Regions from separate parts of the Mus musculus genome. Here all the other regions are linked to region 5. Evidence: chromatin loops called from intact Hi-C (ENCODE). Cell type or tissue: left cerebral cortex. All regions are shown on one strand. Region 1 overlaps Pebp4 (phosphatidylethanolamine binding protein 4). Region 2 holds the start of Gm41198 (a long non-coding RNA gene). Region 3 overlaps Pebp4 (phosphatidylethanolamine binding protein 4). Region 4 overlaps Pebp4 (phosphatidylethanolamine binding protein 4). Region 5 has its middle 2.7 kb from the start of Egr3.

Region 1 (5,000 bases), 90 kb after region 5:
CACACAGACCTCTTCCTGTCTCAGCCTTCTGACTAACTGGAATTACAGGCCTGTGCCACTAGACCAAGCTGCATTGCTCTCTCTCGCTCTCGCTCTCGCTCTCACTCTCTCCCCCCCCCCCTCTCTCTCTCTCTCTCTCTCTCTCTGTGTGTGTGTGTGTGTGTGTATGTGTGATGAATGCATGTGTGTGCAGTTGCACATGCTCATGAGTGCACAGAGGGGCCAGGTGAGGACACTGGATGGCCTATCTGTTACCTCTCACCTTACTTACTCCCTTGAGACAGGGTCTGTCACTAATCCTGAGACTTGCTACTTTGAGGCATGCTAGCAAGCTTCCAGGAGCTCTCTGTATTAGAGCAGCTATTCAAAAAAGTGTTTAATGATTAAAAATAAATAAAAAAGATTAAGAGCTTGGGAACCTTTTCCCAATCAGGATAGCATTTGGAGAGGGTTTAGGCCATACTCAGTGTTCATGGGTGATGGTGACAGTAGAAAGATAGGTACAAGTTCAGCTCCCACTCCAGACCCCACGTCTCTCTCTCCCAGCCCTAGAACCCCAGTCTCTATTGCATACACCTCAAAGGCTTCTTTTGTTACTGTAAGTACTGACTTCTCCTGCATGTTTTCATCATAGCCACTGGCCCAGACCCAGACACGGTTTCTCCTTGAAAATATCCCGGGTCAATAGAGCACAGAAGCCTTTGGGACTGACCATGACCATAGCAAGTAGAAGGCCCTTCTGAGAGGCAGAAAGGTACACAGGAGGTCAGAGGAGAGGGTCAGGGAAGGGGTAGACCAGAAGATGTCATAAATGTCAGGGGGAGATATAAAAGGAAATACCAAGGCTATTCTTGGGTTGCTATGCTGTCTGAGATTTTGGGGTACTTGGGGTTATGGAGAACACAGCTGGGCCTGTCTTTGGAGGGTCTTGAGCTATCTCTGTGGGCTTGCTGGTACAGTCCCCACTTTGTACATTTTACAGGCTTCTGGAGAAAGGGGGAGTTGGCTCCTCTCAGCAAACAGACGGGGTTTAATTGCTGTTACTGTCAGTGTAGTTGCAAATATCATATAAAAAGGGCTTTTTGGCTAATTGTTTTTAGGATAAAAATTCAAGAACTATGTATAGATATTATGCATCCAGGGTTCTTTAAAGATCAAACTGTTTCTATTACCCTTAAACACAGTCTTTAGCACGAGGCACTTAGATCTGCAAGCGCCTGGGACATGCAACGATCCCCCAGGGCTTTGAGATGCTGGATCAGTGTGACAGAAAGCACTTTTGCTGTGGTTGGGGGAGGACATAGAGACAGCCAGCACCCTTTGGTTGGCCAGAGGCCCAAAAGAGTTAAAGTCGCTTAAGCTGGTAATTCACAGACACCCTTAGCCTCAGGCACTGGGCTCCACCCCAGCCGGTGCACTTCCAGAGAGAGGCTGAAGCTGAATCGTGTGGGCTTCTGGGTTGGGAGAGTGCAATGGGGCTGGAGTGTCCACTGGGCTTCTGGACAGACCCATGAATGCAAGTTGCAACAAAATGCAGCCTGAGCAGACGGGCTTACGGCGGCTCCCTTCCCTCACCTCGGCTCTTCTTCCCTCTCCCTGAAATGGTACAGTGAGATTTTCCATGCTGCACAAATAAAGCAAATTCATATCTATTCATTGCCTCCCGTCCTCATGTTCAAGCCTCTCAAATTTTAATTTGGGAGCTTTTAGAAAGGCAAATTTATTTGTGACACCATCCAAAATCTATTTTATTGGAATTCTATTCTCAAAGGATGCACTTGACTCCTGAGAAAGCTGTAGGCTTCTCCTTTTGATATTTTCCGAAATGGCACACGTGTGTGTGTGTGTGTGTGTGTGTGTGTGTATGTGTGTGTGTACATCCACATGTATGCACATTCACTTTTGGAGTTTCTGCATGTCTTATGTACAAACATATAATGCATATTCACAAGGCAGCTACAGAACTGTGTATACATACATATGTATTCGTCATCTACACACGCAATACGGCGGAGACTCCTGTAAGCCAATATTTAAGTTCTATTTAATTTATATAACAAACATTTAATAAGTGCTTACAATTCATTAAACAGCATCCCAGGCCTTAGGCATAGAACAGTGAGCAAGTCAGATAAAAATAAAATAAAAAGCCTCAGTCTTGGGGAATGGATGTTTAATTTTATGGGATTCTTAATAAAGGATTGCCGACAAATGTAAGGTAATATGCGTGAAGGTCATTGAGTGAGCTGGCTGAGGGTGACATCACAGACCAGTGGTCCCTATATACAGACCTGCCCTTTCGAGTGCAACAGCGTTGTTAGGGCTCCTTGCCATTGATGACCTTGCAAGGCTGCGAGGCTAGGGCTTGGTGCAGTGTCAGTGAAACAGCCGCGGGCAGGGTTGATGGGATATTTCTATGGTGGCCTGTGTTTTGTGCATGTATGCATGTGCACATGCTTTTGTGTGTGTGTGTGTGTGTGTGTGTTTGCGTTTGCATGTGCATAGGCCAGGGGGCAATCTTGGGTGCTGTTTCTCAGGTGCCATCGACCTTATCTTTAAAGACAGTCTCTCACTGGCCTGCAACTGTTAAGTTAGGCTGGCTGGCCACAAGCCCCAGGGATCTGCAGTGCGATTACAAGCGAACGCGTGCTGTCATGCGTAGCCTTTTAAACATGGCTTCTGTGTTAAACTCGGTTCCTCATGCTTGTAAAACAAGGGCTTTATACTGACTGAGCCGGCTCCCCCAGATCCCTTGGGGACCTTTCATCGTTTTAGCCCGACAATGATACTGGATTGTGACTTAGGTTCTACTCCACCCATGCTGTCAAGCTTCCTCCTCTGTAAGGCCTTCCTTGCTCTTCCCAGTTAGAACCAACATTTCTGACTTAGACGCTCTGTGTCTGTGTGATTCATCCAGTACCTGACATGCCTCGCCTTATTTAAGTATCAGTAACCCTTTCAAAGAGCAGTCAGGATTTCAGGATTCTGGCTCTGCCTGTAGGGCACTCTCAGCCCCGAGTCTTAGGGCAGATGAGCCACCTGTAATTGCAAATGGAGTCCCAGGTGGAGGGCAGAGGCACTGCAGGATATAAGAAGGGAGGTGGTGGCAGGGACATGGGGGCAGGGTGCTCTCAGGGCTTCCGTGCCTCCTGAAGGAAGCCTCAGGGACCTTTCCTAGTCCTCCCCATCACCCCTGTAGCTGTGATGGTCATATGCTCTGCTCTGCAGTTTAATTTTTTTTAGACAGCACTTAAAATATGGTGATAAAAATACATATTATATAATATTTGGAAAAACATCTAAGCCCAAAGAAGAACATAAAAACCACTTCCAATTCTACAGCTGCTGCCTGGATTTGACTCTTAGGAACATGTTGGTGGGTATACTTTCCAGTTTCTTCTCTTGTGCATATTTTACCATACACCCAAATGGGGTAGGTTCCATCTAATTATTTTTACTGAGCTGAAGTCACCCTGTGGGGCAGAAACAGTGTCCTTTACAAGTGTACCTGTAGATATTCCCTGAGTGCCCCTGATTAATTATGGATTATCTCTCTTCTCTTCTCTTCTCTTCTCTTCTCTTCTCTTCTCTTCTCTTCTCTTCTCTTCTCTTCTCTTCTCTTCTCTTCTCTTTCCCTTCCCTTCCCTTTTCTCCTTCTCCTCCTCCTCCTTCTTCTCTTCTTCTCCTTCTCCTTCTCCCTCCCTCCCTCCCTCCCTCCCTCCCTCCCTCCCTCCCTCCCTCCCTCCCTTCCTTTCTTTCTTCCTTCTTTCCTTTCTTTTCTTCCTATCTCGCTATATAGCCCAGACTAGCCTTGAGTTTAGAATCCTCCTGTCTCAGCTTCCCACATGTTGGGATTACAGATATGAGCAACTATGTCCAACATCTGTCTAATAACTTGTATTGGTTTTGTTTTGAAGGCCAGACCTGTACATCTCTGATTGGTCTCTAACTGGCTACACGGTTGCTGATAACCCTGAATGCCTGATCCCCTGTCTCGCCCTCCCCAGCATCGAGATCAGAGGCACACACCACCACATCTAGCTTAGGTAGCGCTGGAAACACAAACCAGGGCTCAGTGTATGCCAGGAAGAACTCTACCATCTGAGCTGTGCCCCAGCCCCCAACTTCTAATTTGCTTTTTCGTTTCATGTAGCAATTGTCAAGATCCTCTTTATATTGTCTTTATTTCAGTGGCTGCATACTGTTCCACAAGCCACCATTAGCTGCCAGTCCTCTCACTGGGTAAACAGGTCATGGCTAATTTTTATTTATTTATTTCTTTTTGGTATTGGGACATTCTACTTTGTAACTAGTATAAGCTACCTGGCAGTGAACTATACTGTGGATGATATATGATGTTCACACCCTCTGTAATTTACTGTACTTAACACGCCTGATTTTATTTTGTTAGATATCACTTTTTAAATATAATTTTTGTACAGATTTCTAAAAGGAGCCTTGGGTGAAAGCCTGTGTACATTGTAAAGGCATTTGGTGTTTGATGCATCGAGCAACATTACAAGAGGGTGATTGGCAGTTCGTACTCCACTCCCACTGGCGACATGTGAAAAGATGCTGGGTATTAGTTAATTTTAATACAAAGCCACATTCAAGCTCTGCCAGTCCAGTGGCCATAGTCACCGTGGGCCGGGAAGGCAGACGATCTCTTGTATGGTCTGCATTTCTCACTGTTTGTGTAGAGATGTTCATTTCTCATAGGTTTATGAAGCTTTTCTTTTAACAGAAATTTCTGGGCTGTGGGTGTGGTTCAGCATCAGGGTGCTTGCGGAATAATCATAAGGCTCTGGGTTCTATCCCCTCCCCCACCCAAATTATCCTATTTATGGCCTTTGCTGTTATTTTTTTAATCTAATGTTTTTCTATTGAGTGCTAAAGTAGTTTGATAACTGCTAAAATGTATTGAGTGCCCACTGTGACAGACACTGTCCTGAGCATTTAACCTGCTGCTCATTTTTTTCCCTTCCTGCAGCCCCGCTAGG
Region 2 (5,000 bases), 80 kb after region 5:
ATTCCCAGGCCTGGGCTTCCTACCGTGAGGGCCAGGAAAGCCAGGACTTGAAGAAAAGAGATTCAGCTTGTACTTGAAGCTCAGTAGCCAATGTAAGAGGCGTTGAGGGGCCCAATGGAAAACTGAATTGTCGCTCCAGATCTGAGAGAGGCTGGATTTGAACCCTCCTCTGGAGCAGAGTAAAAAGAGATCTGTCCTCAGAGGAGGACACAGTATCAGGGAAGCCAGCTGGACCGAGGCTCTGTAAAGCCAACTCAGCCCTTCTCTCTTAGTCTCTGTTGAGAGCTCAGGCCAGTTGGAGACAGTCCCTTCATCCCAGGACACCCTGTGAAGAGTGGATCCAAGAGAAGTGAGGGGATCAGAACTTTAAAGAAAGCAGCAGCGGACTCAGCACATGGGAAGTCCTGGGTCTCCAAACCACATGGGAAGTGGGGGGTCTCCAAAGCTTCCCGGTAATCTCCTATCTGCATTTGTCGTTTGACATGGAAAGTCGGTAGCTGCTTTCCTTTCCATGGGAGGGCAAATGAGAGGGACCAAACCTTACACTAGCCCACAGGGGACACATATAAATGAGCCCTTAAGGAGCTCTGCTGGGTACTGCACAGGGGCAGATGTCCCTGGATGCTAGAGTTCTTGGATCCCTTGGTCCTAGTTTCAGGCGTGTCTTTTTTACCTGAAAGAAATAGAATATAGTCTCCTTCCTTGTGGTCAAGTTCACTGGGGCAGAAACCTTTGTTTTCCAGACTTTCCCTGTAGCTTTGTGAAGCCAAGGGTAACTCATGCCTCGAAATCCACTTGTCCAAGGCTTCACGCTCTTCCAGACAACCAGAGTTCGATTTCCAGCACGCACTTCAGGCAGCTTACAAACTGGCCGTGGCTCTAGGACCAAGGGGTATGATCGCTCCAGAGTCCTGGGACATCTACATTCATAGACGCATACCCCTCCCCTAAACCCTACCTACGCTTGATTTAAAAATAAAATAAATCTTAAACAAAAATCTACTCGTCCAGAGGAGTCTGCTTTCATAAGATGGCAAAATACATAGAATGGGGAACAGGGGCACTTGCGATCCTGCCTGAACCCCGGGTGAGGGTTTTGGGGGTCCTATGTAACATTTCATCAGCCTTTTAGGGTCTCAAAATTCTCCTTAGATGTTCTTGAGAGGATCCCTTTGGGAAGTGAGGTAGCTCTCCAGGGTGGGAATTATTGGGCCTGAAGGCACAGGTCTACCCTGCTGTGTGTCTGCTGGGTGGCTGGGAACCTTGGGCTAGAGAAAACCGGGGTGGAGGATGCTCAAGTGTTGAGGATACTTCTCAGGTTCCAAGCACTCACATTCCCTGTGATTCTTCTCCTGGCTTAGAGCAAGCACCTCTCTCATGGCACTCTGCCCTTAAGTCCTCTTAGTGAGCTACCCTATGGGGAAGACACCTACCTATATCCCCAGGTAAATGAACGACCTTCTCTGCGAACTAGCCACAACGCCCCCCCTCCCCCCAACTCCCCGCCCACGCAAAGTCTCACAGCTAGCAAACATGTTTGCTGGGGTTCAAATCTGTATTTCACTCTTCTGAGTGCACGCCCTTTACCCTGGAATGGTAAATAAATAACCCCTTGCCCCCCGTTGGGCTGACCTCCGGAGCCTTGTGGAAGGGCGTTCCCAGGGCCATCACTTGGGGGAGGGGGAGGGCAGGGGGAGGGGCGTGACAATCCTTCTTCCGGTTCTTTGCCTAGCCCACAGCATTCCTGTATTGCCCTTGGCAGGTAGGCGGCCTCCCTTGTCAGTCCTGTGGAGGAGTTGGGAGTTCCGGGAGAATCGGAGGGGGCCGGGGCTGGTGGAAACTCCCAGGCACGGGGCTGGGAGTGGGGAGGAGGGACACGGGGGTGGGTCCCAGGCTTTTCCCCACACTTCCTCAGGGATCGCTTTACATAACCAGGCCTGCTTAGTCACTGCGTTTTACTTTTTTTTGGAAACAATTTTCTCAGCATCACAGCTCCCCGTCTCCATCCCTTACTAGTCACCGGTGCTAGGGAAGTCCCTTTTCTCCTGTTCCCTAGGCAACCCAGCACATTTGCCTTTCAAATGCTCCAAGGCCTGGGCGGGGGTAGGAGTTCCCTCCCCCTGTACCCAGGCCTCCCACACAGCCACTCCTGCCTCAGTTGGCATGTCAGGTGGCCCAGCTGCCAGAGACATCTGGGGAGACCAAACTCTTGTACCCGACCTCGGACCTCATTCTGGACCCCCTGGCTTAGGCCCACGGCCCCCAACCCATGTCTGGAGATGCCCATATGGGCTCTTGGATTTGGTTGGCTCTCATCCTTCTTCTCTTGGGGAGAGAAAGCAGGCTAAGAATCCCAGTGAAGTGACAAAGCTGGGACTCTCTCAACAAGGCCCAGGGCACTTGAGGACTGTAGAGGCCATTCTGCTGCTATACCTCAGGTGAAGGGCTGGGTATCCTGCTACCGTTCCTGTCTGGGTAAGGAGAGGATGTGGAGTGTGGTCTGCTTCCTTCATGATGGCTCTCTTGAAACTGCTCATGGCAGCCTTGGTTACACAGCAGTGCCCAGTGGCTTGGGAAAATTAGACTTGAGGTTCCCTGGGGTGTCAGTAGGGTCTCTCTTGAGGTAAGAAATACAGGACAGAGAATTCAGAAGGCCTGACCTTGTGAGCCTCCCCGACTTCCTTATAAAAGGCTGAAGCAGTTTTTACAATCTCTGTCTCTGCTGCTGTCTCTTGCTGTGTGAGTGTGTCTGTGTGTGCGCGCGCACATGCACGTGCATGTGTAACTACAGGTTCATGCATGTCAGGGTACGAAAGTGGAGGTCAGAGGACAACTGTGGGAATTGGTTCTCTCCTATCACCTGGGTCCCAATCTTCACTGGGCTTACTGGCAGCAAGCACCTTTACCCAGTGGGCCATCCCACCGACCCCTTTACTGCTGACTGTAGTGATACAAGGCACTTGGTGTTCTGAATTAAGGGCAGTTGTACCAACTATACAACAAAGTAGTACAGTTTCGCAGAATGCATAGAATCCCTTTTCTCCTCCATTCAGCACACGTTTGTGGGATACCTACTCTTTGCTGAGTGTTGTCCACCTCCTTAAAAAAATATGAGATCTAGACCTCACCCTCGAGCAGTGTGAAACTGCCCAAGTTTATTCATCGGACAGTGTTGGAGAACAGCAGTTTTCACACAGGGCTCATGGACCACATGTGGAAAATCTCACACACTCTCAGAGGGATGTTAATTAGGGGAAAGGTCTTGGGAATGTATAGGAACTGTGAACAGATTTCAAAAGGTTGGCAGATGAGCAGGAGTTAGAAAACTCTACACCTTGAGGATGTTTGAATGTGTGTTTCTCTAGGGCAGCGCTTCTCAACCTTTGCAATGCCGTGACCCGCTTAATACATTTCCTCATGTGGTGGGGAGCCCCAAACTGTCAATCATTTTGTGGCTACTTCATAACTGTAATTTTGCTACTATTATGAATTGTGATGTAAAAGATAACTGTTTTCTCGTGGTCTTAGGTGACCCCTATGAAAGGGTCATTCGACCCCCAAAGGGGGCGTGACCCACAGGTTGTCAAGCACTGCCCTAAGGAGAAGCCACCACTTGTTTCCTACTGGGGATGCTAGCTCTCTAGAAGGTTCTCTAGAGGCTGGCCCAGTTCCAGAAGCAGCAATGCTTCAGGGTATCATAGGAAGGGAGTCTACATCTGCACACATCTGGAGCTCAGCATCCAGTGACATCTTAGGAGCTAGTCTTCCAGCCCCCTGCCATGATCATGGGAAGGGCCCTTGGTAGAGAGAGTCCCAGGAGATGTCCCCTATCTCAGGCACCAGCTTCACGTAGGGGCACACCTGGCTTCTCCACTAAAAAGAGCCCCACGCGCCACTCGGGGAGGCCAAGTGAGCTGGCCTCCCGCTGCTGTGGGTTACGTTTGGGCAGCCAGATTCTCAGGCCCAAACCTCACTTCCTTTCCTCTTTATATTTTGTTGTTTCCCAGTCTTTTCTTGAGGATAAGCAGGGACATCCAGCTATTTTCTTGTCGTTTCTTGTTATTTCTTTCATGTTGCTGTCCCTCTGAGGAGTGATGGATATGGCTGTCCTGTCCAGTTGGAAGGTATCTATGACACAGACTTCCCCCAATTTCCACATGGCCAGTTCTTCCTGGCTATGGCTTCTGTACTGACACTTAGGGTTGCTCTGTTAACCTTCACAAAGGCTAGGGCTCCCCAACAACAGCCTCTTTGGTATCCTCAGAGGCTCCCAGTAGCTTTCTTGGGGTTGGTGCACAGGTGTTCAGTGTGAGGCCAGACATCGTTCATTTATCCAGGTTTATGCTCTTTAAGCAGGATCTCAGTGAGCATCAGGCTAACATGCTAATAATGTTCATATTACAAGCGATGGTTTCCAACTGCTTCTTGGAATCAGGGTTGTAGGAAAGCCCAGGGTGACTCTCACTGGCCCTGCGTCACCTCTCCAGGTCTCAGTGCCTACATTTGTAGCAGGCTGAGGATTGCATCAGTTCTAGGCTGTCGCAGAGATAGTCTCTGGCATGCGGCAGTACCCTGTGTTGGCTAGTTCCCTTTTGTTCCTGGCACCCCTGTCCTCAGAACTGAACATAAAGTGATGTTCGGGGGAGAATGATGCCAGAGAGGGATGAGGGAACATAGGACAGCTTAGTGGAGGACGAGGAGATGCAGGAAGAGAACCACAATACTAAACTCAAACTATAGGCTTGGATGGGAGGATGGGTTGAAGCCAGAGCTGGAGAACGCACTGGAAATAAGCAGGAAGACACAGTGCAGGTCTCTTGTGGCTGTTTAAAATACACTAACAGGCACCTTGATTTTAGGGAAACTGAGGCAGAGGAGTGGCCAGGACAGCTCTCCCTCGCTTTGAATTTTGACCCCATTGCCAACGTCCCGACCTCCCGTCCTGGGAGCTGTGCCAGGCTTGGGTGCTGCCAGCCGGGAGCTTGATTTAGCACAAGCCT
Region 3 (5,000 bases), 53 kb after region 5:
GTGAACAAAGAATGCTGGGAGGGAGGACTTTAGAGCCAGGTGGGTCCTGAGCAGCTGCCAGGGCTTTGAAGTTGAGGAAGTTCAGGAAAGATTCGGACTTGCTGGAGTCTCCTAGGCCATTGCTCTTCCTGGGGGCCTGGGGAGGGCAGGAACCAAGGCCTCTCGGCTACACTGTGCGAGTGGCCACTTGACGGCTTTTGGATTGGGAAGAAGAAAATCTGGACTAGACTTTCCCACCCTGGCGTGGGAAGTGTGAGGGGCTGGAGCAGGGAGGCAGGAAGTGAGCACAGATGGACAGGCCTGGACAGCTGTGCAGGGAACAGAGCACATCTGTCTGGGAGTGAGTTTGGCAGGGCCCCTCCTACAGCCTCTCTGCTGAGTGTGGGCTGGGTTTGGGTCCCAGATGGGGAAAATGATGGGAGAAAAAAAGGCCAAGAGAGAGGCTGGGGCTGGAAGCTGGGGAGTGTGTGTGTGTGTGTGTGTGTGTGTGTGTGTGTGTGTTCAGATGGAAACTAAGAACGTTGCTAAGCAATGGAGAGAGGGTAGAGACAAGGGGCAAAGCCGAAGTTCGTTGAATGAATAAATGGTTTCGTGGCCTAAACTAGCATGAAATTTCCTCTAATTAGCTTCAGGTTCTGCCAGGAAGCTTATCCCAAATAGACACCTGGGAGAGATCTTCGAGAGATAGAAGCAGGATCAGACTTCTCCTGGGGAATTTACCCTCAGGCTTAGGGGGTAAGTTAGCCTTTTTTGCTAAGTTCTCAGGAGCAGGGCAGAGAGGAAAGGCTCATTGTTCTAGAAACTGTAGCTACTGACTTGTCCTCACGGCCATCTGTGTGGCCTCCATGGGGTGATTGTCCGTTCTTCTGTTCAAAACTGTTGCCTGTCTGGTTTGGAGCTGGAGAGGCATGTAGTCAGACAGACCTCAGCCGGCTTGGTAGCTGAGAGATTACCCTGCATCTATCTTCTGCCACCTTCTCTGGTTTCCACTGTGTGAATAAAACTGGGCTGGGGCCACTCTTGCTGGGCACCCACATTTTCTTTGAGCCTCTGCATTCTCATCTGTACAATGGGAGGCTAGACTAGCGGACCCCCCAAGACCCCTCCAAACTCTTCCATCTTGGAATCTGGTAGGGTGGTGGTGGGAACGCAGCCTTTGAAGGTTGTTACTGTCTCCTGTGTGGTTGGGCTGGGCACTCTGCCTTCACCCAGGCTTGAGAAAAAAGGAGGAAGACTCAAGAGGTGCTGACGTCACTTGCTGAGTGCTCAACTCATCCTCCACTTGTGTAATGGTGACTCCTCTTTCTGGACTGATGGAGCTTAGTCCTGTGTGGGGTCAGGAGGTCAGTGTGATTCCTACAGTTTCTCAGACTCTTGCTTCGGTTTCTCAGTTGTCTGGTGAGTGCAACAGAAGCACCAATAGGAAGTCAGGCAGAGCTGAAGTCCCTAGGACTTGGGGTTAAACAGGACACTCATATCCCCGTTCTGATATCACCACAGTCATCACCTTCATCATCACCCATTATTCATATTGTTAAACACATATTGTTCTTTATGCAGCCTTGTGCAGGAGGTGAGCAAAGCTACAGGAAGATCCCAGTCATACACACTGGTCCCATCCTAGGCATCACTTAGAAACCAATGAACTTGACCTCTACCTAGAGGCCAGATCTCACTCATGACAGGACACGGAGCCAGAGGCGCGAGCCTGTGTTTGCCAGGTTTGCTCTTTCCAGAAGATAAGCATCTGGATTCCAAGCAGCTGTTGTTGCTGCACAGGTGTGCCCTCCAGTGCCCCCCTACCTCTGCAGTCCCTCCACAGGGGTACAGCAAACGGTGCTGGCTCAGCGCCGATTGGTATTCATTTTTGTAACAATGAATCATGACACATTTGGCAGGGGAAGGGGGCCTGGAATAACTCAGGGGCCCAGGAGTTTCTGGCAACTGAGAAATCTCTACCTCCTTGTTTGGGGCATCTTCCAGGCTAACACCTAGAGCCTGAGAGCCAGCAGGTTGCAAGACTAGCGTGGGATTGCTTTGGAAACAGGGTGGCAAGCTGCAGGCAGGAGGTGAGCTGCGGGCGCCTCCTTCTGGCCCCGTGGGGCTGGAGCAGGCCTGGGGAGGGTTCCTGCCTAAACCTTAGCCCCTGGGCTCTGGTATGTGACCCTCCCTGGCCCTGAGCCCCTTCATGGCCAGAGGGAAAGAGTAGAGCCCCGGCTCTGGAGAGTCTTTTGGAGGACAGAGAGAGAGAGAGAGAGAGAGAGAGAGAGAGAGAGAGAGACTGTTATGTAATCGGTTTACCTCCTCATCAAAACCGGTGACTAATTCAGACAGTCTCTGCCAGATTGGCTCTGCAGCCTTGTTGTTAGCTTCAGAGGGCTCAGCCAGTCGCTGACGGGTCCTCACACCCTCTGCTGGATAGATTTCCTCTCCACTGGTCTCAGCTCCCCAAATGTAAACTCTGCCCGGAAGTCACCTAGATCTGGGTAGTTAGGGAGGCGAGCATCCAGCCCCACTCCCACTGTGTGTTTCCCTGCATCTATAAAGGAGGCCACAGAACAAGAGTTCGCCTATCTGTCTGGAGACCCGTCTGCCTGACAGCTCACTGAGGTCTGTCATCTGTTCTTGAGTGACAGTGACCAAGAAAAGCAGGCGTCCAGGCTGAGAGCTTTGACTTGCAAAGGTTGAGAGTGTTGGGCTCAGAACTCAGTGGCCAAGTCTCACCGTGACTCAGGGTGGAAGGGCCACCCCAAGGCTTCTGACCTTGGACTCCTGGCTGTGTACGTTTCAGGCTTCCTGGATGATGCCAGGGACCTATGCACACCGCTGTTGTTCTAGGGACCTATGCTTACCGCTGTTGTTCTTTCTTTTCTTGGTCCAAAGCAGACGTGTGGAGCACTCAGCCCTCTTTCTACCCCAGAAGGCTGTGCTTCAGAAAACAGCAGCACGTGTTGGCTTATATGAGGAGACAGCTCACGGAGAGATACGGCAAGTTATTCTCTGTGACAGTCCCAGGGTACTGGCCACAGCAAGTATGCCCACTGTATGCCAGGGCTCATTTTGTTTACTCCTTTACCGAAGAATCATCCGGGGCTTGGGTTAGTCTCATTTTATAGGTGAGAGAGCCGAGCCCGAAAGAGATCGTGTGGTCTCCCGAAGCTGTTAAGCACCCACCGGAGCTAGGACTTGATCTCACATCTCAGAGCCCCCCCCCCCCCCCCCCCCCGCTCTGTCGTGACACACCACTTCCCTGTGGCATTCCCAGGACTGGTTCTGAGGCCCTTGAGACATTCCCAGTCCCAGCAACTTTGCAGCAATGGCCCTGCCAACTCCAGAAGATAATGCAGCCTTGTGCTAGTCCTTCGACTTCCTTCCGTTGGGCGGCTCATAGACATGACCTCATTCGCTCTCCCAGATCCCTTAAGACCTGGGAGTGGTGGAGATTCTGACTTCTGATTCCCAGGGAATCAAAGGCCGGCACAGAGAGGCACAGAGACCCGCCCTCAGTCACACAGCTAGTCAGGACTGAAGTTGGTCTTTTCTGTCCTTTAGTACAGTCACTTAGCTTGATGGTTAGGAATCAAAATCACCCCCCCCCAGATCTTGAATATTGGGGGAGGGGTGCTCCTCCTGGTGTGTGTGGTGGGGGGAGGGAATGATTCAGAGGCTGAAACAACTCCAGGAGAGTTGGAGTGGTGTTGGAAAGGGAAATCTGAGATGCACAGAAATTCAAGTGTTATGGAAAGCAGGGGTAGCCTTGGAACCTGCCTGCCCGCCTGCTTCCCTCCCTGGAGGCTCTGGGGTGGGGGGTCAGAGCAGTCTGGTGTGATGGGCAAAAGCTGGCCTTTGGGTCAGCAGACCCTGGTAGGGTGACCTCTCGGTTACTCATCTGTCCCTGCTTTTTCACACAGAGTGGGAATGCTAACTCACAAAGGAGACTGTGTGAACTGTTTCATCCTTAACCAGAAAGCCCGCACAGAGGGACACAGCTGCTGTCCCCCTACCCCTCCCGCCTCTCCCCCAGTCTATTTCCTCTGCTAGACACCGTGTGTGTGTGTGTGTGTGTGTGTGTGTGTGAGAGAGAGAGAGAGAGAGAGAGAGAGAGAGAGAGAGAGAGATTGACTTTGAAGTGAGTGGGCTACTGCTCAAGTTGATGTCTCAGGTCCCATGTCTGGCTCTCTCCCTGTGCCCTTTGTGCTGTTCTCTCTCTTTCTCTCTCTCTCTCTCTCTCTCTCTCTCTCTCTCTCTCTCTCTCTCTCTGTGTGTGTGTGTGTGTGTGTGTGTGTGTGTGTGTGTGTGTGTATTGTACCCAATGCCCGATTCTCAGTGTGTGAGCATCGCGGGGCAGCCTCCCTCATGGCAAACTTTAGAAGGGCCCAGGTAGAGTTTGCCTGAGCTTTGGTGGGCTACTTGGTGGTGATGTTGCTCACAGCTTTTCTGTGTGTTTGTGTCTTTGCTTACCACTCCCTTTAAAAACAAAACAAAAAACCCAAAAAAACACCAAAGCCATTAACTCCCAGGCAGGCCTTGCAAAGGCAGGCAGATGCGTCCTGTGGGTTGCAGTTTAACTGGAGTAAAGGTAAGTGGGAAACCGGAAAGAGGAAAGAGGAAATGCCTGACATCCAGCTTCGCGTAGCCATGTGCCTTGAACACTCCGTTTAACCTCTTTCAGACCCCACTCCACGCTGTTTACTAATGCCCAAGTGGACCCTGTACTGAGCATCGTTTGGGTACCAGGTGCCGTGTCAGGGCTGGGCTTACTCGAGCATCCCTCCTCCCAACCTGCCTGTGCCATACTGATGGACCAGGACCCTCGATTTGCAGCTGTGGGAGTTGCCAGAGCAGGGGGCTTTCCTCCTGCATTGCCTGATCAGGGATGGGGGTGGGGTGGGGGTTGAGGAAGCTTGAGGCTCTGAGAATTTTGAGATATTAAGTTTTGTATTCTCTCTCTCCTTTCTCCCTCCCTCCCTGTCCTTTCCGCTCTCTTCTTTCCCTCTCTC
Region 4 (5,000 bases), 73 kb after region 5:
AGTCAGCCAAGACCCTCTGGCAGAGACTCTTGAAGTGTCATCTGAAGGATGTCACAGGGGGGTGTGGTAGGGTGGTCTCCATGTTAGTGCCAGATTTGACACCAGCAGATAAGTGAGTCTTTGCCTTTACCCACACCGCCTTCCTCTTGACTGGGTCTCTGTTGACTGCTTCAGGACTACAGCCTGGGCCTCAGTACCTCCTTTGTCTGTTTCAAGCCTCTCGTACAGTTTCTTCCTTGTCCCTCTTGTTTCTCTACCGGGGACCTCCCCCATCCCTGATGGGAGATGGATGCTGAGATGGAGGAAGGGTGCTCTCTGAATGCCTGCTGGTGGCTCTGCAGACGTGTGCTAAGTGTGGTCCTGGCTTTCCAGCTCCTCGGCTAGATTGACAAGCTCTCCAAACTCCACAAGCTTCAGTAGTGTCTTCATCTCTTAAACGGGGTACACAGTCTCCCCAGGCTGCGAGGATCAGATGAAGACAGATGTGTGCCTATGAGAGTCGGAGCCCACGGTGAATCTGAGCATCAATGAGGTTGGGTTTCTACAGTCACTGTAGGACAGCCATGGCTCAAGCTGGACCCATCTCTTCTCTCTTTGGCCTCCTCTTCCTTTTCAATAAACTTCCTTCCTCCTTTTCGTCTTTTCCGCAGCTTCCACTTCCTCCCTTCCTCTGGGCTGTCTCCCAGATCTCGAGTCTCCCCATTCACACCGGGATGCTGAGATCTCAATGAGTTCTCCTTTCCCAAAGCAGCTGCCTTGGAGAAGGGAGGGCTATGTTTAACCCAAAGGAATGAGTCACTAATGGTGAACTTTCAGGCAAACCGAGATGATATTTTGTGGGGGAGCGAGGATGTCACAGTGCTCTTCAGAGCCCCCTAGGCAGCTGTCTACTCACTGACACACTCCGGTTTGGCGCTCGGGCCTGTGCCAGGCTAAGCCTGAGCCAGGGAGGGAAGAAAGAGGCCCACGGGGACAAGACAGAGAGATAGGAAACCCTCTGTAGGCACCTAGGCTGCAAAGCCAGCTGAGACTGTTGGTCTGAATGGCGAGGTCCCATGAGGCCTGCTGGTGACAGGGTCCCGTTCTGGAACTTCTGTTAGGGAGGAGCATCCCTCATCTGTTTGTCCCTACTAAGATGCTCAGTTGTGTTTCTGGGCTGGGCATCCCTGAGGCTGCCCAGAGGAGCTCAGCCTCTCTGGAGCCTGTCATCTTTTATCTTCTGATGGCCTGCTTTGTGCCCCTAGACCTCTGCCTTGGCTCATGGAAACAGACCACTATCACTTCCCTCTACAGGTCTGCTAGGGGCCCTTGTCCTTCTGAGCCTTCTCATCTTTTCTCTGCTTTCCTTCCTGATCCCGGTGACTCTTTCTGTCTCTGTATGCCACTTCCTTCCTGCATTCTGGGAGAGACTTCACAAGGCGGGGAGCAATGTGGGGGCTGTAGCACCACCCTGGGGTGGTGACCAAGGTTCAATCCACTCTGTATTGTTAGCCACGCAATGTGCTTTGTTTTGTCTCCTCAGCCTCAGTTTCCCACCTGTACCATCAGAGACTGGCTCCAAGGGCTGGCTACTCAAAAGGAATTTTCTAGCTTTGGAAGCAGTCCATGTCTGTCTCTCCTCCTCCCACCTGGTCTCATATACCAAGTAGCCTGAATATCTGGGCAGCATCCGTCAGTGACTCTGGGGGCCTCAAGAGCTTTGGTTATGGGGGTCCCGAGGTTGGTAGTCAGAAGGCTGCCACTGGGGTCTGTCTATTGGGGAGAAGCTCCTGGGTGGTCTCTGTTGGGTGGGCCCCCAGCTGTAGCAGCCCAGGCAAGAAGCAGCTTTGCCAACCAATCCCTCCTTTACAACCATGCTGGGAGGGACTTACAAGGGCCTGTGGGTGGTGTTCACGTATGGGGGGGGGGATTTCTTTTTAAGAGACAAGGTGGGTGGAATGGGGGAAGCCAGCTGGCTGTGGGCTCTATTTCTACTGACAAGGCTTTACCCTGTAGGTGTGAGGAATTCCAATTAAATATGCAGCCTATTTGTCTGTGTGTGGGAGAGGGTTTGCTGGAGGGAGGGGGATGGAGGCAGCGTCTCTGCGGCATACCAGCAAACCAGAAATTAGCTCCGTTCATCACAGGCACACGGGGCTTCCCTCAACCCTCCTGTGCACTCGCAGGAGTCGCAAGAAGGAGACAGACAGAGGAAGCTAGAGAGAGGTTGGGGAGGCGGGTTCCCGGCTGGAAGGGCTTCCGGAATTTCTGAGTGGGCAGGAAGGATTGCCCGATTCCTTGGCTCTTGGGGGTTTTTCCGGATGCTGGCAGTAGAGTTCCACTGGGGCATCTGTCCCAGCTAGGATGGCCAGGGTGGTCTGCGCTCACTCCTGGGATGGTCTCTGATATATGTGGAGGAGACATATACTGCAGACATGGCAGCTCCCTCTAGCCTAGGCAAGCTACCCCCTCCCCTTTCTATTCTGCAAAGGCATGTGGGGAGCCTCAGGTGGGACAGTGATTTCTCTGTAAAGTAAACCCTAAGATGCTGGTTTTGAGGGTCATGCAGAGGCACTTTGGGGTTACACAGGTCCCCAGAAACTGTTGTGAGCTGTTTTCCCCCCGTTCCTCGGTTCTCTTATTACTCATAGAAGAAATGGAGCAAATAGAAATAGCTTGTAGACGACAAAGCCCAATCTATGCTGACCCAGAAAAGAGTCTGTCTTCTGATAGTAAGATCATGTGGCTCTGGGGAGGTTTGAGTGAGGGCCCACATGTGAGACATTTGATGGTCAGTGAGCATGGCCACGGGGATGGTTGGCCAACCTGACGATTGTCTTCTTAGTCTCAAAACGCTGGTCATCTATTCAGACTGCTACCCCACCATCTTACATCCATCTCCCCTGGTCAGTCCCCTGCACTTCAGGTTGCTTATCTCTCCATTTGTTCCACCACCATCACCTCAAATTCACTCTGCTAAAGGATTAACCCCCCCCCCCCCCCGCCGCCGATAACCCGGCCACTTTGGAAGCAAAGCAGCTCCCCTGGTACAGAAGGGGGTGGGGGAGAAAGAGACTGTCAGATGGGTATTTTTCTGATCGAGATACACAAGATGTTAGTTGAGTCATCCCGCGATAGCAAGCGCCTCCTCTTCCGAGCAGCCCCAGTGTGAAGCCTGCTGAATATGGAGGGGGTTGGTAAGTGGCTTCATGCCTGCCTGAAGGGTGGCACGTGGGCACGACTAGGATAGCTGGTAACGGGTAACAGGAAAGCAAGCCTGGTGGCGCAATGGGATGAATGTCGGGCAGAACGGGGAATAGCACCACTGAGGTCCGGTATAGCAAAAGAAGGCTACAGAGGAAGCCATTGTGCAGATTAGCAGGCTGGGCCAGAGGCACCAGTGGGCAGCTGAGAAGGAAGTCTGGTACTTACAGTCATCCAAGGAGGAATACAAATGACAGCCTCTGGCCTATTCTCTGTTTGCTCTCGTCTTTCTATTTCATCCCTGCTGCATCCTTCTTTTACTCCACCATTCTCTTCATACCCTATTCTATAGCACCCCCACATTTATAAGGTAGGAAAAGAGGGGTGAAGCTGCCTCAGAGGAAGACAAGACCATCTCTGAAGATGCCCTGCCAGGGTTCTAAGTTCAATGCCCACAAAGACAAGGAGCCTGGGTCACACAGAGGAGGGGGACCTGTACTAGGCACTGCATCCTCTTTGTCCCTTGATCCTCACTTGATAGGAACGTGAAGTATGGGTAGTGGCTTAGAGGAGAGGGCTAAAGTAGAGGCAGGAGAACAAGTAGACGTGGAGGGGACCAGAGGAGGTCAAGAGCAGATAAATTGGAGAGGGTGAGAGAGGTCTACTTTGAGAATATTAAATTGGTAACATTGGCTTATATGATTAAGAAGAGAGACAGACCTTCCTCAAATCAGATGTTTGTGGGATATGTTGGGGAGACAGCACTGGGCTGTATCCAGACACAGGCCAAGGACCCTCAGAACTCAGCTGCAGTCCTCATCCATGGTTGTGAGGGACACTCTGTGGGCTGTGAGACGGAGGGACAGTGCTGTGACACTTCCTACTCTCCTTTTCCAGAGCACCTGTGACATGTGATGCTGTGTGTTCTATGGATCTCACAGATGACATCAACACCTCCCCTAGGAACTTAGTGACGAAGGAAAGCATCTCTGGGAGGAACACACACCTCCTCATCACTTTTTGCTGCCCAAGACATGAGCTGAACGGTCCCTGCCCTTTGTTTTAAGGGAGGAAGGATTTCTTTTGGCTCATACTTAAGAGGGTACAGCCCCATTGAGGCAGGGAGGGCCTGTCGGTGGTAGGAGTCGATGGGGTGGGGTTTTTACATCTTGGCAGATCAGGAAAGCAGAGAGCTCTGGTTGTAAGTGGGACTAGGCTAGGCCTAAAGCAATCTGCACCCAGGGGCCATCTATACCATCCACATTTCCTACCCTAAAGGTTCCACAGCCCCCACCCCCCAAACAAGTGTTCAAACAGGAGCTGGTGATAGATATAATATCCCTCCTGACCCTCCGAGCTAGACAGATGAGCCGTCCAGAGTTGGGAGTGTTTTCCTAAACTCCGCCTCAGACGTGATAGGAGTCGGGCAGCGGACGTTCCTGCCTCTCAGGAGCACTTTGTCAGAGGGAAAGCCCTCTCTTAGTCGGGATGGTTGGAGACTAGCTGGGCTGGCTGAATGATTTCAGGAAGGACTACCATACTGGGTAGGTGGGAGTGGATCCCTTAAGCCACAGGTAAGGTTTGTGCTGGCTTGGGGCAGTGGTGGGTGGGTGGTGATGATGAGGATTGCTTGAGACAGAGAGGATGGACAGGGAGGAGGCTGGCTGTCCAGCCCCAAGACCCCGAGGGAGGGTCACATCGTGAGGAAGATGGGCAGGCATCTGCTGGGTCTACATTGGACAGGGTCTCCCTGTAACAGCCCGGAGACATCTGCGAAGCTCATCCTTTGTCTCCACCGTGTCCAGCCATGCTGTCCC
Region 5 (5,000 bases):
TGGGATGGGGGCTGGGCTGGGGGGGTGATCTAGGCTCCAGGGGGTCAGACGCGGCTTCAGTATTGATCTCACAGACACGAGCCCGCCGACCCCCCCCGCCCCCCGATCTGCCACAGCCGCCGCCGCCGCTGCCGCCGCCACCTCCTCTGCTGCTGCTGCCGCCGCCGCTGCTATCACCACCAACCAGCCCCGCCGCTTCCTAGCTAGCTCACTGCTGCCCAAAAGCTCCCAGCCAGGGAACTCCACCAGTCTATTTATCTGAGCCCCGGGAAAGCTCCGTGACGTAGCTGCCCATATATGGACAGACAAAGCCCAGCCGAAGGGGCGCGACGTCACAATGGAAGCTCCTCACAATGGAACATTAGAAAGCAGGAAGCGGGCCGCAGCCAACGTGCAGCGCCCGCACCGCTCTCCGTTCTTTAAAAAAAAAAAAAAAAAAAAAAAAAAAGTCAATTAGATTAGAAAGAAGGAAAGCGAGAAGAGAAAAAAGAAAGAGGGACGAAGCCGAATGCAAAGCGCGCGATGCGCAGTGCACAGTTGAAAAACCCTGTAACTAAACATGTAGGTTTTTATTTGAGGACAGCATTAGAGACAGAATTTAGTCGTTGGAGGAGTGGAGTTGTTTGCAATTGGTCTCCAGCACTCCCAGCATTTAGAAAGAGTTCAGTACACCAGGACACAGGTTCCTTAGCAGTCTAGGAATGGGAGAGGTGACCGCTTCAAGCCAGGCTCCCCCACACAACTTCTGTCTTTCCTTCTTATCCTTGACTGGATTCAGATGGAGAGATGAAGTATTTTCCTTTGGGGAAGGGGTTCTAATGTCCTAAGGCTTCTTATTCTTGGACACTTAGAACTTTCGTGCGGACATCATTCTGATTCACCGCCCGCAGCCCCGGCCCCTCCCTTGGGGTTCCTGACCCCGCGCTGACTCTCAGTTGAGCGCAGTGGCCCGGGAATGTGTAGCGGATTAGCTAGTTGCGCAGTGGGCAAGAACTTTTAGGGGCGAGGGTATGAGGGTTTTGTTGTTGTTGTTGTTGTTGTGGAGATTAGGAAAGAGTGAAGTTTAGGGGATAGAAAACACGTGCACCAAATAATTCCCAGATAAATTCCCTAACGGTTCTAAAGCAAACCCCTTTGGCCACAGGATGGCAGGAGGGCCCAGCAGGCCGGGGCACAGTCGCTATCTACTGCAGCCGGCGAAGGGCTTGCGGCTGAGTTACTGCGGGAAGATGTGAAACCCACAGATTCTAAGCCACCAAGGCGGTCTCCTCCAGTCTCTACTCTCTGTCTCCCGCAGGGTTGTCCTCATTGCTGCCTGAGGGTGCCTTGCAGTCAAGGGCGGCCCCCTGTGCCGACCCAGGGTGCTGTCACCTCGACAGCGGATCCCGGGGGTGGGTGATGTGTTCCCCGAGGCCTGCTCCTGAAGCGCGCAGCCTGGCTGAGAGCGAGGGGGAGGAGAGGGAGGGAGCACGGAGGCGCGACCCCGAATCACACCGGGTTGGCGGGGGAGGATTCCCTCCTCAGTGGCCGCGTGGGCGCGGTGAATCCCGCGGCCCCCGCTGGAGAGTCGGGGTTGGGGGAACTTGCATCTCTCAGGGGGAGTGGGAGTGTTGACAAGAAGGAAGAGAGGATCCCCGGGCCTCACGCCGTGGGAGGTCCATGCGGGGCCGGGGGACGCGTGGGAGGAACTCCCTAGCTGCGCATTGTGATGGGGGTGGATGACAACCTCACTCCCTCTTCCCTCCCCTCAGTTTGGAGGAGAACATTGGGTGGGAAGGGCCCAGACTCCCCCGGATCTCCTCTAGCTCTTAGGGAAGGAGGGATTCCCGCCGCCCGTGAGCCCCCATCTCTGCCACCCCCACCTCCTCTCCCTCCAGGCTACCCATTCCTGTGCTCTAGAGGCTTTGCGCCCCCGGGTTCTCCTCCGCCCGCGCGGCGCGGGGAGACTGCGCGCTGCAGCGGTCCCGGGCTTCGGCCGGAATCAGGGCATGCAGCGCTTCCCGCCCCCGGCTCCATCCCTGGAGGGGGGAGCGGCTGGTCAGGGGCGTGGGCGGCGGTGTGAGCCTAGCTGGGTGCGGGAGGGGCCTCCGCGGCTGCAGGGAGGGTCGCGGGGCAGCGGGCCAAGCCGGGAAGAGCCATACAAGGAGCGGATCCGGTGACGCGCCGGCCGCGCCCCTTCTCCTGCTCTATTTGGCTGCAGATTCCGGTCCCCGGATTTGCATATTTTGGCATCCAGTGGAAAAGGGAAGAACGGAACCCGCAGCCTTTAAAGGAACCGCACAGACTGTAGCGTCACCTAGAGAGGCGGTCTGGCGGGGGGGGGGGGGGTGCGTGAAAAATTAGCCTCGAGCTCTGGCCTCTGGCTGGAGAGCCAGGCAATTGGGGAGGGGAAGGGGTGCCTAGGGTACCCGCAAGCTTTGGGCACGCCTCTGCATTGCTTCCTGCTGCGCGTGCGAGGGGAGGCTGGCTGACTGCGGTGGGAGGGGCGGGGTGTCTCGGTGGGTTCCTGCCTTCTGCCTGGACTTGCTGCGAGGTTCTCGGCCCTGGACCGAGCAGCAGGTCTAAGATGGACTGCAATGCCCGTGTCTCCCCGCGTGAGGCAGAGATCAGCCTGACAGGGTGGTGGGAAGGAAGTGGAAGGCCTATGGCAGCCCAGCTCAACTAGCAAGGACCCAGGATAACATCCACTTTTCCACCTGTTGGGCTCTCTCCATAGAAGGAGCTGGGGGTTCTGTTCTTTTTCCATATGGGCCTATAGTGGAAGCATTTGGGATACTCGAAGGCTTTCCGGTCCCAGTGTCAGTTATTGCTTCTCCAGGGATGGCTGGAAACACTTTCGAGGATAGTTAGCTTGTTTCAAAGAGGGAAAGCACTCAGCTGGGCCTGCTGGCTTGCACCAGGACCCTGTTGCTTACCAGATAAGACCGGAAAGACGGCCTCTTTCCTACTAGTTCTAATTGAATGGAAGATTTCAGTTCACTTAATATATTTATCAGCACTTCACTCTGACATGGGAAACTGCTGCGCGTCCCATCTATTGATTGTGTTAACAATACAGACCTCATAGGAAGAGTTAAATCAGAGAATTTTTCAGAGAGTACCTATACCAGAACTCTAGCAAGTGCTCAATAAATAGCAGTGACTATCATTAAACTGTATTCTCTCTCATCCTGCTGCATGATGAGTACACTCCTTGTGTGCCCCGGGGATGCATTTACACAATGCAGCTGGTTAAAAAGTGCCCAGTCGGGGAAGCCATCCCGTCCAGCTTGTCATGTAAAAGAAATACTATTTATTTACAGAGAAAACTAAATTACTATTTGGGGAGCCTGATACCTGTGTCAATCTGGGGATGCTTAAAGGATGGTCCCCTTTCTGCCTGAGCCAAGACATGAATTAAGATCTCAACAGCTGGTGGTGACAAGGAGGCAGGCTATAATGTCCCTGAATCATTTTCTAACACCCTGGAGTGTCTGTGGCTCCCAGGAAGGGGTGGAGGATCTGGGGCCTTTTTGTTGCCACGAAAGGAGCCTACAGGCCTAGACCCTTAATGACTACTTTCTATTCAGGTTGTAGTGCCAGCAAATGCCCTCTGTCACCCTGGATGATGACCATGGAAGCTATGGCTCTGTGACAGTAGGCACAACCAGGAATTTGCAGCAGCAAGGGATGTTTACTGTGGCGGTTTTGCAGATTTCTACAGTTCCCTGGGAAATTCAGTGTAGAAAAAAAAGTTTTTCTCCTTCCCTGTTTCCCCTTCCCTGAATGTTTCCTTTTCTTCCTCCTGGAGAGGGGCTAAGGGTGTTTGTTTCAGGTTTATTGGCGGGCTCCAGAGAGATTGCCAAGAGCCTAATTACCTAAACCCTAAGCCCTGAAGTTGCAGGGGACTAGTAGGCACAGGTTCAGGGAGTCCTCCCCTGGAGCTGGTGAAAGGTAGGCAGGCCAGGCCCGAGTAAAAGAGCCAAGGCTGCTGTCTCCCACGGAGGGGGAACGGGTGTTTTCTGTTTAGGTGAGGATAAAGAATATGTAGCCCTGGGAATCCACTGCAGTAGCAGGCGCAATTCTGTCCTGGACTCTGTTCCAGGCGTCTGTGGGCTTCAGTTTTCCTTTTTATTAAAGTCTTCTGTTTTCCAGGAGTTCCTTCTTGCCCTCATTAAAATAATTTCAACCTGGGATGTTAGCCATTTAAAGCTTTCCGGGTCTTAGAGGGCATTTGCGCTCACATTTATTTGTTTTTATGTATATGGCTGTCTCTTATGCCCTCATGTGTGCAGATGCCTTAAGTAGCCATCAGGTCCCAGGGAGTTATAGACAGTTGTGAGCCTCCCTGAGGGAGCTGAGAGTCTGGTCCTCTGCAAGAGCAGCCAGTTCTCTGAACTGCCGAGCCATTCATTGTTCCAGTCACAAGGGAGTTTGCATCTTAAGTGAAAATATTTAGGATTTGGGACATAGCTCAGTGGTGAGAGTACTTGTGTATTGTGTGGCCTGATCAAGGCCTGTTTTTTTTTTTTTTTTTTTTGTTTCGTTTTTGTTTTTTTTGTTTTGGTGTATATGTTATATTATTTGTATGTGTCTGTGTTCGTGTGCACACGTGTGTGTGTGTGTTTCTCAATTGCTCTCCATGTTATTTTTTGAGATAGAGTCTTATTAAACCTGGATTTCACTGGTTGGGCAAGACTAGCCAGAGAGTGAGCCCCAGAAATCCTCCTGTTTCTCAGTACTAGCATATCAGCTTCGTGCCAATGTGCCACACTTTTACACAGGTGCTGGAGGGCTGAACTCAGAACTCAGATCTTGATGGCAGCACGCAGCATTGTAAGTCACCTCCCTAGTCTTTTTTTTTTTTTTTTTTTTTTTTTTTGAGTTTAGCTGAGAATGGCCTTGAACTCTTGTCTCTGTCTCCCAAGTGCTGGGATTATCAGTGTGTGACTTCACTTCCCAAAATTTGGAGGGAAAAATTACTTAACAAGTGTTACTAGTGTATCCTGAAGATATGAAGC

Evidence for each region. A loop is a pair of places that touch in the nucleus more often than their neighbours do. Peaks named below come from ENCODE experiments on the same cell type or tissue, not always from the same donor. Only the 100,000 strongest peaks of a DNase experiment are listed, where the experiment ranks them.
Region 1: it touches region 5 in a loop (2.7-fold over the local background); 6 of 42 quality-filtered maps call a loop at or near these places.
Region 2: a loop joins it to region 5, with 10 times the contacts of the local background. A loop is called at or near these places in 6 of 42 quality-filtered maps.
Region 3: it touches region 5 in a loop (2.7-fold over the local background); 19 of 42 quality-filtered maps call a loop at or near these places.
Region 4: a loop joins it to region 5, with 6 times the contacts of the local background. A loop is called at or near these places in 5 of 42 quality-filtered maps.

What each region holds. Positions count from the first base shown.
Region 1 is chr14:69,982,147-69,987,146 of GRCm38, reverse strand. All of the region lies in intron 4 of Pebp4 (phosphatidylethanolamine binding protein 4), which reads right to left. All of the region lies in intron 1 of Gm41198 (a long non-coding RNA gene), which reads left to right. Among named protein-coding and RNA genes, the nearest start is that of Gm41198, 11 kb to the left of the region's middle. In left cerebral cortex, a CTCF peak has its summit at 3,066; DNase peaks (open chromatin) are centred at 1,348, 2,912 and 3,201; H3K27ac peaks cover 1,155 bases.
Region 2 is chr14:69,992,034-69,997,033 of GRCm38, reverse strand. The region is part of intron 4 of Pebp4 (phosphatidylethanolamine binding protein 4); the gene reads right to left. It overlaps Gm41198 (a long non-coding RNA gene), which reads left to right and starts at 1,707. Exons shown (of 2, transcript XR_874787.1): 1 at 1,707-1,762. In left cerebral cortex, no CTCF peak of the experiment used is centred here; DNase peaks (open chromatin) are centred at 1,277, 2,002 and 2,742; H3K27ac peaks cover 3,373 bases.
Region 3 is chr14:70,018,725-70,023,724 of GRCm38, reverse strand. The region is part of intron 4 of Pebp4 (phosphatidylethanolamine binding protein 4); the gene reads right to left. All of the region lies in intron 3 of Gm33524 (a long non-coding RNA gene), which reads left to right. Among named protein-coding and RNA genes, the nearest start is that of Gm41198, 26 kb to the right of the region's middle. In left cerebral cortex, a CTCF peak has its summit at 2,086 (motif pointing left); DNase peaks (open chromatin) are centred at 302, 1,244, 2,077 and 2,322; H3K27ac peaks cover 1,391 bases.
Region 4 is chr14:69,998,978-70,003,977 of GRCm38, reverse strand. The region is part of intron 4 of Pebp4 (phosphatidylethanolamine binding protein 4); the gene reads right to left. Gm33524 (a long non-coding RNA gene) reads left to right here. Exons shown (of 4, transcript XR_383556.4): 4 at 4,081-4,769. Among named protein-coding and RNA genes, the nearest start is that of Gm41198, 6.2 kb to the right of the region's middle. In left cerebral cortex, a CTCF peak has its summit at 3,284; DNase peaks (open chromatin) are centred at 2,071, 2,700, 3,201, 4,152 and 2 more places; H3K27ac peaks cover 2,257 bases.
Region 5 is chr14:70,072,144-70,077,143 of GRCm38, reverse strand. No RefSeq gene overlaps it. Among named protein-coding and RNA genes, the nearest start is that of Egr3, 2.7 kb to the left of the region's middle. In left cerebral cortex, CTCF peaks have their summits at 1,148 (motif pointing right) and 2,596; DNase peaks (open chromatin) are centred at 1,321, 1,653, 2,151, 2,527 and 2 more places; H3K4me3 peaks cover 3,000 bases; H3K27ac peaks cover 2,662 bases.